2 separate regions of the Homo sapiens genome follow, and region 1 is linked to region 2. Evidence: chromatin contacts called from ENCODE Hi-C data. All regions are on one chromosome and are shown on one strand. Each heading gives the region's core, a stretch centred on a gene start or an enhancer-like site at or near the end of the contact. The rest is flanking DNA. Distances are from core to core; before and after follow the strand shown.

Region 1 (3,559 bases), core at 1,037-3,536, 430 kb after region 2:
GGGCCGACATGCAGGCCCTTCCCGCGGATTTCCACATCCCCCTGGTGATGTGGAAACCACTTCACCACTAATTCCAAAGGGGAGCTCTCTCTGCAGTCTGCATTTGCCCACCAAGGGCTTCAGGGGCCCCAGGGCTGCTCCCCACATGCCACTCTGCGCCAGCAGGCCCAGAGTTTGCCTCTAGTTGCCCGGGAGAGAAAGCAGCCCCTTGTAGTGCCCACGGTGTGGTAGCTCAGCATCATGGAGTGGGGTCAGAGGTGAGTCCCTGTGACCTGCCTGGAATCACGGTGCACCTCTGCTCCCAGCTCCTTCTTCCTGGGCTGAGCCATCATCAGCTCCCCGCAAGCCAGCACAGGGCAGGGAAGGAGCGGCCAGCGAGTCTCAGCTCTCTCGCACCTCTGCCCAACCCCACACACTGACTGTCCCTCCTGAATCCCTGACAGGCAGCTACGAGGAAGCTGGCACCCACCTGGAAAAAGCCCTGCACCGTGCCCCAACGTCAGAGGCAGCCCGGGCCCGGCTGGGCCTGCTCCAGCTCAAGAAGGGAGACGTGCCAGGGGCTGCAAGGGACCTGCAGAGCCTGGCCGAGGTGGATGCCCCGGATCTCAGCTGCCTGCTGCATCTCCTGGAGGCCTCGGAGCGGCAGAGCCTTGCCCAGGTGCCCAAAGAACCCCACAGATCTCCCACCCCAACCTTCCCCAGCACACAGGCATGAGACCCCCGGGCCCACCACTGGGGCAGCCTTTCTTCACTCTCTGCGGTTGGGTTGATTTCAGTTAGGTTTGGGGTGGGGTGGGAGGCACCCACTTCTGGCCCAGGAAGACGGTCTCTGGCCACCTTAGCCCTACAACCCCACCGACCTCTCAGCCTCTTTGTATGGGAAGTATAAGCCACAGGTGACTTGGGTGCAAGAGAGGGAAGAGGACCTTGCCCTCAGGGCCAGACTGAGCCAGCCAGGGGCACCTTGCCCGGCAGGAAGCCCACCCCAAACCCATGGCAGGCCGGGAGAAGGCACGTGGGGACAAGGCAGGCTGGGAGGCCAAGAGCACAGCAGGCTTTGGGGTCCCAGAGGCAGAACTACACCCCAGTGGGGCCTGGGCAGGATTTCACCTCCTTAATGCTTCCTGACACCAGCGGGTTCTAGCACTCCGGGGCCACTTAGGAAAACAGAAACCACACTAGGAAGAACAGGGAGCTCATGGCGGAGTCGGGGCTACACCAGTGTAAGGGGCAGTTCGGTGCTGCAGAGGGGGCGCCGCTGCCCCCCCCGAGCTGAAGAGCAACGCTGAGATTGGGTTATCGGGACCTAGAGGAGGCGGCCGGGCTGGGCGGGGTGGGGTCTCAGAGCTCCCAGAGGGACTGGGCGTTTCCAAGCCAGGAGGAGGGGTCTGTGCTGGGGTCTTCGAGGTGGGAGCAGGGCCTGGCAGGGGGCGGGAAGCCTGGCTGGGGCCATGGTCCCGGAGCCCAGAGGAGGCGGCTAGATGGGGTCTCCTGAACGGGGGTCACCGAGCCCGGAGGCGGGGCTGGACGCGGGTCTCCGAGGCTGCAGAATACGGCTGGGCTGCGGCGCCAGGAGGCGGCTCCCGGCACAGGCAAGAATCTGCAGGACGCGAAATGGTTGCCTGGAGACGGGGACCCACCCGGAAATGAGCCAACAGTGGTTTCGCCCCGCTTCCTGCGCCCCGCCCCTCGGCAGGCGGCCCCCTCCGGGTGGCACTGCGCCTGCGCGGCCCGAGCCGCGGGCTCAGGGGAGTCTGGGGTCGGATTGAGCGCCCTTCCCCACTGGGGCGGCCTGGGGGCTCCCGGGGTCCGACAGCTGCTCGGGGCCTCGCCCTCCTGCTGCCATGGACCCGGCCCAAATGTGCGGGTCCTGCGCGGGCCGAGGCTTCACTACCACCCCGGGCCGTGAACTACGGGTCGGGGTCAGGTGCCTCCGCCCGGAGAGGGGCGGTCCCGCGGGCCGCACCGCAGGCGAGGGACGGGGTTTCGAGCCCCTGCCCTGCTCAGCGCCGCTCACAGCTGGCAGAAGAGGCCACACTGTGCCCTGCGGGAGCCCAGCAGCAAAGCCGGGGCCGTGGGACCCCCTCGCTCCCTGCACGGACCCCGGGCGTGGGCCTCGGCTTCGCCCCGTGCGGCCAAGCCTGGCGGGGTCCTGGGTGCGCTGCGCCCCCCGGGGGAGGTAGCGTCGAGGACCGCCGGGCTGCTGGAAGAGAGGCAGCGCCAGCGAGAAAGGCGGGGCCTGCACCTTGGCGTGTTCCTCAGGCAGCGGGGAACCCCTGCAGATTCTTGAGCGGAGGAGGAGCCCAGCGAGGCGAGCGGATTTCTGGTCGTGGTTGACTCTGTGAAAAAACTGGGTCAGAGATGAGGCGATTGGGCCTGGGTGGGCTCAGGAAAGTGCCCGGGAGGAGTGGGGGGGGCAGGCAGGCCTGGCCAGCAGCAGCCCACAGCACAGGCTGTGCCCTCCGTCCAGCAGCCCCAGGGAGAGGGGCTAGGGTGCACGTGCTCAGAGGCCTGGAGCAGCCTTCAGAAGGTGGGCAGAGTGGAAGGGCTGGGCAGCAGCCCCCTCAGAGGGCCCGATGGAGAGGTGACTTGGCCCAGAGGGACCGAGGGAGGAGGCCGGTGTGGTCACCCAGTCAAGGGAACCTGGGCCCAGCCGGTGGGGCGGTAGGGCTGCCAGGAGGGGACCATGAGGAGGTAAATCCAGGTCCCTGATCCGAGGCCCAGGGAGAAGAGCAGTGGGCAAGGATGCCAGGCCTTGGGCCAAGGGTCGGAACAGCACTTTGGCAGGTTCCAGGGCAGTGGGAATTGCAGGGAGGGGTCCTCTACCCTGGGTCCCCCTTCCTGCCCTTGCCCATGGTCAGCCAGCCCCTCCAGAAGCAGCGGGCAGCTCCTGTGCAGCCCAGGGCCCCGCCATCCCCAGGGAGCCAGCAGAAGCTGGCTGTGCAGAGGACCTCTGCAGGGCAGGGGCGGCCGGGCTTTTGGGGCTGACCCCACTCTCCCTGCCTCTCTCTGTGTCCTCTGTGCAGGCGGCGGCCCAGGAAGCCGGCACCCTCCTGGACGCAGGGCAACCCAGGCAGGCGCTGGGCTACTGTTCGCTGTCTGTCCTGGCCAGTGGCAGCAGTGCCTGTCACCTGCGTCTGCGGGCCACCTGCCTGGCCGAGTTGCAGGAGTTTGGCCGGGCCCTTAGGGACCTGGACCATGTGCTCCAGGAGGCGCTGGGGGATGGTGACCTCCCAAGGCGGGCAGAGGACTTCTGCCGTCAGGGTCGCCTGCTGCTGAGCCTGGGGGATGAGGCGGCGGCCGCAGGGGCCTTTGCCCAGGCCCTGAAGCTGGCGCCCTCCTTGGCCCAGAACAGCCTGTGCAGGCAGCCAGGCCGGGCCCCCACTGCACGCATGTTCCTTCTCCGCGGGCAGTGCTGCCTGGAGGAGCAGCGTCACGCAGAGGCCTGGACGGCGGTAGAGAGCGGCCTCCTGGTGGACCCCGACCACCGTGGCCTGAAGAGACTGAAGGCCAGAATCCGGAGGGAGGCATCCTCAGGCTGCTGGCTACAGTGACTGGG
Region 2 (3,645 bases), core at 899-3,398:
GGGCGCCGGCCCGCGCCCCCTCCTCCGCCCCTCCCCGGCTCGGGGTCTCCCTCCTCTGCGCCCGGCTGGCGGACGCCAAAGGCGGTGCTCTAGCGCCCACTATTTCAAAAGCCCGGAATATGATTTGACCAGGACTGAGAGCCACTCGGAGAGAGAGAGGGAGAGAGCGAGCGGGGAGGAAAAAGTTGCTCTCCCCTTTCGTCAACTTTTCGCTAACTTTCACTTTTCGCTCCCCTCCACCCCCGGCCCTCCCCCTCCGCCCCCCTCCCCGGCCCCCACCGCGCGCCTCGGGTTCCCGGGCCCGAGCGCCTGACACTGGTGGGGGGGGAGGGGGTTCCGCGGGGAGGGGGCCGGCGCCTTCGGGGAGCGCGCGGCCCGGGCGCCCCGAGCCTCCGCGCCGAGCCCGGTCGCCCCGGAGCGCGGGAGGCGGAGCAGCCCCCCGGGCCGCGCGGCCGAGCCGGGGGCCCGGAGCCGCAGGCGCGCCGGCCGCGCCCCGACGCGCACCCCTGGCCCGGGCGCCCCGGCCCGGCGGCCCGGGCCCCGGCGGCGCGGCGCGGCCGAGCGCGGGAGACTTACTTTTGGCTAGCTTCCTCGCCCTCGCCTTGGATCGCATGGTGTCGGCTCGCGGAATCTCTCTCCTCCTCCTTGAGTCCAGAAGCAGCCACACACTATCTTCATCTCCCCAGCATTGTCAGTTTGGACACCTTCGCACATGCGCACAGAGCACTCAATCTGACACCCCTCGCCGGGGCCAAAAAAACTTTGCAATGTATTCATCATCCTCATCGTCGCGCCGCCGCCGCCGCCGCCGCCGCCTCGGCGCGGGATTGGGGGGCTCTCCTCGGCCTTCTCGGTCTTCGTCTCACTTATCTCTCCCCCCTCTCCCCCCCCCCCTTTTCAGCGCAGCTCGGAACTGGCCCTTTAAGAAAACATTCCGTGTTCGGCGCTCCCGCCCGGGGCCCGCACCCCGGACACTTTAAAAGGACCCAGGTGGCCCCGGAGGCGAGGTGACTATCCCCCCACCCTGCCCCTGCGTCGCGGCGCGTCGCGCTGCTGCTCCCGCCCCAGCCGGGGCCGAAGATGGGGCGGCGGCTGCGGTTTTCCACACGACTTCCTTGGATCTCGGGGCACACGCGCCGATAGTTCGGACGCGAGTCCGGGCTGGTTTTGCTCCGTTTTACTGCGTTTGATTACTAATTTAAAAGCTTTGCGTTCCCCGTCGCCCCGGCCCGCTTTTCTCCTGCATTCTCCCCTCGGCCCCCGTCCCCGCCCTGCGATCGCTGGAGGGGGCGTCGGGGCTCGCGCGCCAGAACCCGGCTCCTCCGAAGCCCCCTCCGGGCCCCACCGCCCCCCTCGCGCCTCCCGGCCCCCGCCTCCTCCCCTTCGCCCCCACCCAACGGCTGCTGCTTCGGGCTTCGCGGCTCAAAAACAACAGCGGAGGCGCCGCCAGCTCCGCGCTCCGCCACTGCCCAGGCCGGCGGGCGGCACTCGGACCCGCCGCCCTCGGTCCCTCGCGAGGCCACGGAGGCCAACACGCCTCGCACGGGGGGACAGCGCGGGGGCAGCCGTCCAAACACCAGGCGTCCTCGGCTGGTCGTCCCAGGGCGCCCGCACCTCTCCGCCCGCGCTCTCCTGCCGCCGCGCCCCCAAGGTGAGTACCCGGCTGCGCGAGCGCCCGAGCTGGGCCACCTTCGGGGACCCGGGCCACTGGGGACACTCCCCTCTGGCCTCTCGGGGCCCAGGTGCGTAGCGGGCGGAAAGGCCAGCGGCGCAGGTGGAGCAGCTCGGACGGGAGCCGACCAGACGCTTCCTCTTCCCCTGTAGCCCCCAAACTCCGAGGCGCTGCGGCGGAGGGGCCGGGCTGAGCGCAGGCAGGGTGGCCCGGGCCCAGGAGCCTGACGGCCTGAGTGCGGATTTCTCATCTGAGTATCTGGGAATCGAGAATGAATTGGAAGGAAACCGAGGCGCTGCCCTGGCCAGGTTGCTGCCCCGCACCCTTCCGGAGCACCGAAGTCCTGCCCGGCAACGGGACTTGGAGCTGCCGCAGAGTCAGCCTGAGCCCGAGGCAGGGGTCGCGCCCGCGATGCGGGGTCTCTGCGCCGCCCCGCGAGGCTCCTGGCCTTGCCCTCCCTGCCCTTTGTTGTGTAATAAGACCTGTGGCGGCTCCACTGAGACCCACACGTGCAACTCCGCGCCTCCGCGTTAAAGGAGGTGAAACGCAGCAGCCCTGAGAAACCCCGAGACCCCGGTGTCCTAGCAGAGGCGCCCCGGATGGGGAGGGGCGCGGGGCCGGCGCCACCCCAGAGGAAAAGCCCAGCGGAGCCGGGTTGGGCAGGAGCTGGCGGCGGCGGTGCGCTGGGCCTTCTGCCTTGGATCCTCCGCGGTCGGCACCGCTTCCCTGCTCAGATTCGAACCCAGATTCGGCTCCCAAGGCTCCCACGGCTCCAGGGTGCCCAGTCTTGCAGCCAGCTCGCCGCCCGAGCCCCGGATGGAGGAAGCGCTCACTGGCCGCTACCTCTGCTGTTTCTGGCACCAGGTGAGTGTCGCCTAGAGAAGGGCCATGAGCAATGGCACAGCCCCATTCCCTGCCGTCCTTTCGAGGGTCTATCGACCCCTTTACCCACCCTCCCCACACCCTGACCATCTTTCTACAGGGGTTGGGGCAGAGAACAGCTCAGTTTACAGGCCCGGCTCTGGAGGTCTTGATCTGCCTAGCCAACTAGGGCACCGCTGCAGCTTTGCACCGCCAAGGCCGGTTCTGAACCTGCTCGCCCCAGTGGGTGGGAGGTGCTGGAGCCCAGGAACACGGGCGCTGTCTTGCCTAAACCCCGCCAAGGGCAGGTTCCCAACGGTGGGCCCAACCTGGCTGGAGCTGCTGGCTAGAAAGGACTCAAGGTCACTCCCATATCTCTGCACCCAGGTCCCCCTTGCTCCTGCCTGAAGCCTCTGCAGGTTTGGGAGGAGGCCTGGGGAAGTTACTATGGTGCCTGCGAACCACTCCCACCTGCAGAGAGGGTCCCTTCCCCACCCTCACCCTGCAGCCCAGCAGAGGCCTCCTTTGCCCCTGGCCTGGAGGTAGCCAACAGATGCCAAGGTTGTGCAGTCCTGGCCTTCTTCTACGGGTGCCCCAACTCTCTCAGGCCCTCTCCCTGCCTCCTCCTCCAGCTCAGGAGGTGGTTCTCAGAACCCTGGCCAGGCTAGGACAGGACAGCCATCCCTGGCCTGTTGCCAGCCCCTAGGGAAGAAGGGCAGGAGGTATGGGAGCAAGCTGGTCTGTGCCATCTGGTCCTTGCCCTCCACCAGGCTGTTGGGTAGGGATGGGGTCATGGATCTGCCTGGGAAGGGGTAGCTGCCGGTCAAGCCTCGCCAGGGAGACAGCCGGGCTGCCTACCTGCAAGGCACTGACGCAGCCCTGGCTCCAGTGGGGCAGTGTCTCCCGAGCCTGCTCGAGGAGCCCAGGCAGGCTGTCCCCAAGGCCATGGCCCTGGCCGAGGTTGCATCCTGGCCTGGCCAGGCCCTGCCCCCGCGTGGCCAGACTTAGAAGCGGAGAGCAGGTCAGGCATTGAGGAGTCCCGTGGGGAAAAAGGGTGAAGCAGGGAAGATCAGATGCAAGTCCTCCCTGGGGCCCAGTTCTGTGTCCCTGCC

Evidence for each region. Hi-C counts contacts between places; a loop is a spot of excess contacts on that map.
Region 1: a loop to region 2 is called in a map of chondrocyte, with 4 times the contacts of the local background. The contact joins the enhancer-like site here to the promoter of PRDM16-DT in region 2. A Hi-C loop is called at or near these places in 2 of 168 maps with a recorded cell type or tissue (adrenal gland and chondrocyte).

What each region holds. Positions count from the first base shown.
Region 1 is chr1:2,641,363-2,644,921 of GRCh38, reverse strand. It overlaps TTC34 (tetratricopeptide repeat domain 34), which reads left to right. Exons shown (of 9, transcript NM_001242672.3): 8 at 444-658; 9 at 3,027-3,559. The coding sequence ends at 3,554. Among named protein-coding and RNA genes, the nearest start is that of MMEL1, 10 kb to the right of the region's middle. Within about 2 kb of position 2,286, at least 32 of the 41 ENCODE cell types and tissues checked have a DNase peak (open chromatin) inside an H3K27ac peak, as active enhancers do; they include adrenal gland, where a contact is called at or near this core.
Region 2 is chr1:3,066,228-3,069,872 of GRCh38, reverse strand. PRDM16-DT (PRDM16 divergent transcript) reads left to right here and starts at 2,148. Exons shown (of 6, transcript NR_015440.1): 1 at 2,148-2,536. It overlaps LOC124903827 (translation initiation factor IF-2), which reads left to right. Exons shown (of 5, transcript XM_047436614.1): 2 at 902-1,651; 3 at 1,825-2,536. The coding sequence ends at 925. PRDM16 (PR/SET domain 16) reads right to left here and starts at 670. Exons shown (of 17, transcript NM_022114.4): 1 at 577-670. The coding sequence starts at 613. It also overlaps the pseudogene LOC100420339. RefSeq lists an enhancer at 1,777-2,351.